Linked DNA regions of Mus musculus: region 2 is linked to region 1. A link is a loop called in an ENCODE intact Hi-C map of the cell type or tissue named here. Cell type or tissue: left cerebral cortex. All regions are shown on one strand. Links, peaks and the distances in the headings refer to the core of each region. The heading gives the core; the rest is flanking DNA.

Evidence for each region. Hi-C counts contacts between places; a loop is a spot of excess contacts. Peaks named below come from ENCODE experiments on the same cell type or tissue, not always from the same donor. Only the 100,000 strongest peaks of a DNase experiment are listed, where the experiment ranks them.
Region 2: a loop joins it to region 1, with 3 times the contacts of the local background. A loop is called at or near these places in 5 of 42 quality-filtered maps.

The regions. Positions count from the first base shown.
Region 1 is chr3:89,158,123-89,161,661 of GRCm38, reverse strand. It overlaps Hcn3 (hyperpolarization-activated, cyclic nucleotide-gated K+ 3), which reads left to right and starts at 1,505. Exons shown (of 8, transcript NM_008227.1): 1 at 1,505-1,877. The coding sequence starts at 1,603. In left cerebral cortex, for the core only: a CTCF peak has its summit at 1,461; DNase peaks (open chromatin) are centred at 1,592, 1,973 and 2,822; H3K4me3 peaks cover 1,560 bases; H3K27ac peaks cover 300 bases.
Region 2 is chr3:88,949,218-88,952,756 of GRCm38, reverse strand. It overlaps Dap3 (death associated protein 3), which reads left to right and starts at 2,475. Exons shown (of 13, transcript NM_022994.3): 1 at 2,475-2,889. The coding sequence starts at 2,887. It also overlaps a transcript of Ash1l not described here. In left cerebral cortex, for the core only: CTCF peaks have their summits at 1,793 and 2,579; DNase peaks (open chromatin) are centred at 1,807, 2,422 and 2,749; H3K4me3 peaks cover 2,426 bases; H3K27ac peaks cover 1,831 bases.

The sequences.
Region 1 (3,539 bases), core at 451-2,950:
TTAAATGTATTTCTTTTTTCTTTCTTTCTTTCTCTCTTTCTTTCTTTCTTTCTTTCTTTCTTTCTTTCTTTCTTTCTTTCTCTTTTTTATTTTATGTATAATATAAAACCAGAAGAGGGCATCAGATCTCATTACAGATGGTTGTGAGCCATCATGTGGTTGCTGGGAATTGAACTCAGGACCTCTGGAAGAGCAGTCAGTGCTCTTAACCACTGAGCCATCTCTCCAGCCCTTAAATGTATTTCTAAAATGGAGACACTTGGAAGGACTTTAAGAAAACTGAACAGTGTCATGTGGATGTAGAAAGTGTACTTGGAGACTGAAACATGAATTTGTCTAGGAGAATTTGGTGAAGACTTCTTTTTTTCTTTTGAGACAGTCTCTTTATGTATCCCTGGTTGTCTTAGCACTTACAATATAGCCCAGGCTGGTGTCAAATTCACAGAGATCCACTTGCTTCTGCCTTCCAAGTACTGGGATTAAAAGACTGCAACACCAAGTCCAGCAGACTTTGAAAATTATTAAAAACTTCTGAGACCAGGTAGAGTGGCACACATTTGTAATCCCAGTGCTTGAAATTCAGAGGAAGATCAGAAGTTCAAGACCAGCCTGAGCTACAGCCCATGTCAAAAACAAAATGTAAACTTCTTGAAATAATTTAGTTGGAGATTATGACGGTTTATCTCAGGCAGTGGCTGTAAGAAGAGGAAAGAAGCTGGGTGGTGGTGGTGCATGCCTTTAGTCCCAGCACTTGGGAGGCAGAGGCAGGCGGGTTTCTGAGTTCGAGGCCAGCCTGGTCTACAAAGTGAGTTCCGGGACAGCCAGGGTTACACAGAGAAACCCTGTCTGAAACAAAACAAAACAAAACAAAACAAAACAAAAAAGTTGTTCTACACGTAAAGCTCAGAAAGGCATGTAGTATGGTATTTCCTTGGTTGTTGATCTGTTTATGGAGATGAACCATTGACTTAGCTAAGATTTCTGTGCTCAGTTTTGCATCCTCAGCATGCACTCAGTGAATGGTTTTGCTAAAGGTTGTCTTAATGAATTAGGAAACACATACTACAGAAAGCAGTTTAGAGGATCTCTGGCATAGCAAGACTCCTAGGAGAGTGCTGAGAAAGGACATGGTCAGAACAGATTCCCATTCTGTCCCTGACCCTCAGGAGGTCCCCAGGCTGCATATGCCCTAGTGAGTTTCCCGCCTCCAGAAGCAAGCTGAGCACTCCCACCACACAGACACACAGACACACACACAGACACAGACAGACAGACAGACAGACAGACAGACAGACACACACACACACACACACACACACACACACACACACAGCACCCACCCACCCTCAGGACCCCTAAGCCACGCCCTCTCGGGAAAGTGTGGGCAGCAGTTGTGCCAGCGGCCCGCCCCGCCCCGCCCCGCCCAGTCTCACGCAGCCCTCGCCAGGGGGCGCAGCTCTCGCACGTCTGTCGCCTGCACACGCCCCCTGTGCCCCGGGCGCACGCGGGTCGGAGCTCCCCTGCCTGGGCTGCTCTCCCAGAGACTTGCGCGCCCGCCATGGCCCTGGACCGGTTGGGGAGGCCCTACGAGTGAGGGCAATCATGGAGGAGGAGGCGCGGCCGGCGGCGGGGGCCGGCGAAGCGGCGACCCCTGCACGCGAGACGCCTCCTGCGGCTCCGGCCCAGGCCCGCGCGGCCTCAGGTGGGGTGCCGGAGTCTGCGCCCGAGCCGAAGAGGCGGCAGCTCGGGACGCTGCTGCAGCCGACGGTCAACAAGTTCTCTCTCCGGGTCTTCGGCAGCCACAAAGCAGTAGAAATCGAGCAGGAGAGGGTGAAGTCCGCCGGGGCCTGGATCATCCACCCCTACAGCGACTTCCGGTACGGGGGGCTCAACGGGGAGAGCGAGGGACACCAGTGCTACCGGCCGGGTGGAGTCACCTCCCCCAACCCAGCCTGGGAATTCCTAGGCGGGTTTCCCCGAGGTCCTCAGTGTTTTGTCAGGTTAGGGAAGCATAAGGGACAGCGAACATCAGGTAATCTCCGAGGACTTAGTGCACCCAATGCAGGAACCTCAATGACCACAGAGAGCATCGGAGTTTGGAAACCTTGCCTCTTTTCAGTACTGTTTTCTGGGGATGTGGGAAATTATATCATGCCCCAAAGCTTGGAGACCTGAGGAAGAAGCCTAGTTCCACTCTCTACCACGCTTTAACCACACACCGAGCACTTGCCCAGTTCAGTAGAACAGATCAGGGACGCTGGGAACGCTGGAGAAGAACAGGGGTCAGTCGGGTCCACAGCTCTGTTTGCTGTCCGTGGTGCTGAAGGCGGAATGCGGCTGGGCGGGGCGGGTACTCAGAAAGATTGGGAAGGAAAGCAGGGGCTCAGCCACCGCCCAGGTGTTTCCCGGAGAGAAAAGGGACAGAGAACTGGGATGTAGCCATTTCACTGTCCCCTTCAGGCTGTACGTCTACATCAAGGTCGCTAGGGGAGAAAATCAGCCCTGCCCTTGGGGACAGTGAAGGACAGCTTTCAGTTGAAGAAATGAGGTGTGTCTCTGGAGCTTGGAAACACAATCGGAGGCCCAGACAGTATCTTCCATTCTCAAACATTCACTCCCTGTAAATAGTCCCCTATTCTGCGTTGTTCTTTCCAGTCCTCTTTATTCTTTCGCTCTCACCTGCCTATCTGTTCTCCAGCAGATCCCCTCCCCTCCCCCAGTTCACCCTCAGACATATCCCCAGAAGCCATATCCCCCTCAGAGTTGTGTTGCTTCGCAGTCCTCTACCACATCACCCGCTGGGCTTGTGACTGCCTGTGAGTCAGGCTGTGAAGATGCTCTGATGGCGCGGCCAACCTTTCCTCCTCTCTCCCAGTGTCTCACAGTGCAAGATTTCTCCTCTGCAGCTGTGGAAGGGGAGGAAGAAACATCAGGGGTTTGTTGCTGAGTGAAAACATTCAAGTCTGAGGGGCATTCGGGGGTGGGTCTGGACTTGGGAACTAACAAGCTTTTTTGGAGGTTGAGAGGATTGATTTTTGCAATCAGAATCAGAAGGGACTGTGTTTAGGACTTACGCTGGGATTAGCCCTGAAACCGTCATGTGTGCTCCAGTGTTTTTTGTTTTTTGTTTTTTTCCTCTGAATGTTGTCCCCTGCTCCCCTCCTGACCTCATATCTACAGTTTCTTCTGAGGCAATGTAGCTTGTCCTTGCGCATCTTAGCACAGGTAGCCTGGAGGAGGGAAGGGGTGCATAGCTCAAGCCTCGATGCCTTGGGATCTCCCAGGGAATCCTCTATGTGCATAGCCCATCTGTGGAGGGGGATGGGCATCCCTGAAAGGCCCAGTTTAAATGAGTACAGGGTAGCCTCTTCCCGTCCCCACCCCCACCAAGGATGGCAGTTCCTCACCTACAGGAAATCATCATTCCTGTTCTCATGTTGGAGTGGGGATGATAGAGAAGGGAAGGACAGCCTAGACTAGAAATAGAGACCTGGAGACGGGAAAAGAATTTCCAGAAGTCTGGAGATAAAGAGATAAAG
Region 2 (3,539 bases), core at 360-2,859, 210 kb after region 1:
TTTGCTCTCTGTATGTTCACAACTCCCCTCTTATGCATCCCTATCTATTCCAACAACCTAATCAACAGATCTTGATAATTCTTACCCCAAGACAGGAATCAATTATTTTGTTGGATGAGTCCGAAAAGATCCTGTCACTGGCAGAAATAAAGTCAAGCTGCCCAAATACGAGTGTGGCTCTTTGGTAGAATGCCTGCTAGCAGGGTTAATCTATTCCCCCTGACCCTCCCCCTGACCCCCCACCCCCCCCACACACACACACACAAAAAACCCAACCAGCAACAAACAACAGCTATACAGATACAAAGTAGGCTGTGGAAGCAGTTTAACTTTTTATTTATTTATTTATTTATTTATTTATTTGGTTTTGGGAGACAGGGTTTCTCCCTGTAGACCTGGCTGTCCTGGAACCAACTCTGTAGACCAGGCTGGCCTCGAACTCAGAAATCCACCTGCCTCTGCCTCCCAAGTGCTGGAATTAGAAACATGTGCCACCACTGCCCAGCAACACATTGGAACTTTCATACATACTAAGCTGTCAGAAGTGGTCTGCTTGCTTTGTAAACACAACAAAATTACAAATACCTATCTCATATAGGACAGTGTATATTCTATACATGTTTGACACTTTTAAGTTCTCCCAAGCATAATCTAACCAATCATATTTACCTACTTTCAAAATACACTTGTATTTGGCAATAACAATCTCCTGAGGCACTATGATAATATGGACAATACATTACTAAATTAGTAATCAAAATATCTCAACATTGCCACTAATTTAACACATGACCTTGGAAAAGTACCTCTTTATGCCGGGATTTCCTATTCTCCTATAATTTTTACAGTTTTAGGATTACGAACTGAAAGAGTACTCTGAATATAAAAACTTTATGCACTACTATAAATCCACACGGTCAAAAACATCTCCCCTTATTCTCAGCCTAATAGCGATCACTCTGAGGATGTTGGTCTGGCTTTCATATTTACACAACTGACTCTATTCAAAGGCACAGACTATGTCAAGTTTCTCCCCTTCCTGATCTTAGCATGCATTCTGTATTATCATACTAATCATACTAATGCTAAAATACATGCACATTTATCGACCTAGAGAACACATGTCCCAGCATTTGTTTTTAAATAAGCTAACTTACAAAGGGAACTTCCCCAAATGCAGGCAAACTCTTCCTGAACACTCTCCATCCTCGAATTATACACATATAAACAGAGCAGCTATAAACCAACAGACCATCTGGTCTTCAAGACCCAAAACATTTCTTTCCAAGTAGAAACTAACCAGTGACATTTATTAAACTTATTAACACTCAGATCACTATGTCATGTCTGCATATATTTCCGCCTTTCGAGAACACCACAGATCTTGTACAGGTAAACTACCCGCTGAAGATCATCTCCCTTGCTACTTTTGTCCCTTACTTAAACAGACATAAACTGGATCTTGGGGGATGCTCCAATCGGGCCTACTACACAAACTAACCTGTCAGGGGCACAAGCGACTCCGCCTCCACTCGCTTACTTTCCCGTCCCCCTCCCCCAAACCAAGAGCCCGCTGGTCAGGGACACCCCGTCACCCCGCCTAGAGGGACTTCCCGGTAAGCTCAGGATCCCTATCCCTGCTCTCCCTTCCCCCATCCTCACCCCGCTCTCCCGGAGGTCCAGGTCCGGGGGGGTGACAGCGGATCCCGGGTAGCCAAGGAGAGACTACTTGGGGCCTTCAAAGGCCTGCTCACACCGCACTACTCACCGTGCGAGGCCGAGAGCGCCGAGTGCAGGCAAGTGGAGAGAGAGAGGGTGGCAGCCTGGCGCCTCGGCTTCCCTGGCTCCACACTGTAACCCTTCCCGCTTGTCAGGAGGCGGCCAGCGGGTAAGCGGACCGGCGGAAACGCGAGAGAGGAGAAGCCAAAGGCGTAGGTCGGGAAAGGGGAAACCGAGAGAAGGCGGGTCCGGCAACCGAGACCGGGATCGTCTCCCCCCTCCGCAAAGCGAACCCAAAATGGCGGCGGGAGCGGCAGCGGCGGCGGCAGCGGCGGCGGCGGCGGCGGCTCTGGGGAGGGAGGGAGCGAGCGAGCCAGCGAAGGGCGCCGCGTGCCCCCCCTCCCGCCTCCCACTCCTCCCTCCGCGCGCTCTCCCCGCCGCCCTCCCTCCCTCCCTCCCTCCCTCCCTCACCCGACTCCGGCCGCGCAGCGCGCACGCCCGCCCGCACGCTTCCGAGTGGGTCCGGACTGGTCGCGAGCTGCGCCCTCCAACCACCGCCTCCGGCCGCCCCGCGCCGCCAGCACCGACGCGCTCGCTCTGGGGCCTCCGGCTCGCGCGCTCCCGACTCCCTCTCGGCCCTCACGCGTACCTTCCTTGGCGCGAGCCCGAGCCTCCTCCCTCCTCCTCCTCCTCCTCCTCCTTCTCCTCCTCGGCTCGCCTCCCTCTCTTCCCCGCCCCCACGGCTACCAACGGCAGCCACGGCTGCCGCCGCCTTCGCCCCCACCCCTCGAACGTGCGCCTCCCACAATCCCCCCCGCGGGACGTTCCATTGCGCGCCCCTGCTGGGGCCGGGGAGAAGCGGGCACGCCCGCGCAGACGAGGCTGGCCACGGTGACCGGAATGTTTTGAAGAGCGAGCGAAGGTACCTAGGCGCGGACCTCCTGGGACGGGCCACCGCGACGCCGAGGCTTGCTGCCCGCTTCCGGCCGCGGGGCGGGTGGCGCGGTGCCCCTCCGCTGGGCTGTGGTTGCAGCCGCGGCGACTGCGCGTTGGGTAGCTTCCTGCCACACGACCCGAGCTTGCTTCACAACTGCAGGACGGGTGCCTGGGATCCAGCCGCTGGCGGTGTGTGCGGGTCACCGGAGCAGGAGTCCTAGTGTTGGACTCATGGTAAGGGGACTGAGCCACACAGGGGATGCAATGATGAAGGAGGGAAAGGAGCGTGTATTTGAACTGCCCCGAGATAGGGAATGAGGGCAGCAGTGTCGGTGATCCTCCAAGAGGGCATCCTTCAGACCCGGGGCTGCGGACCTGGGACCGGAGGATGAACGGACAGAACGGCTGTTAATATGTTAATGTAGTTTAACCTTGTTAAAGTCCCAGAGGGTACCTATCCTCTGTGATGCTTGTGTGATCCTTGTGCACTTCTCAAAGATTGTGCGAACTCGGTTTGCAACTGGCAGCCTGATGTTAGAGCAGTGGTCCGCGCAGCCTTCCTAATGCTACGACCCTTTAGTACAGTTCCACATGGTGACTCCCTACCATAAAATTAGTTTTGTTGCTACTTCGTAACTGTAATTTTGCTGTTATGAATCTTAATGTAAACATCTGATATACAGGATATCTGATATGGGATCCCTGTGAAGGGTTGTTAGACCTCTCCTCGGGTCGCCACCCGCAGGTTGAGTGTGTGAGGGGATGAAACTATGCACTGAGATTTTATTTCTGGATTTGATCTTTTAGGCCTTCAAATTTTTCCAAGTTATTTATGAGATGCTGGTAGTAAAAATTAGCTAACCCCAAAATATACCTTCAGGGTT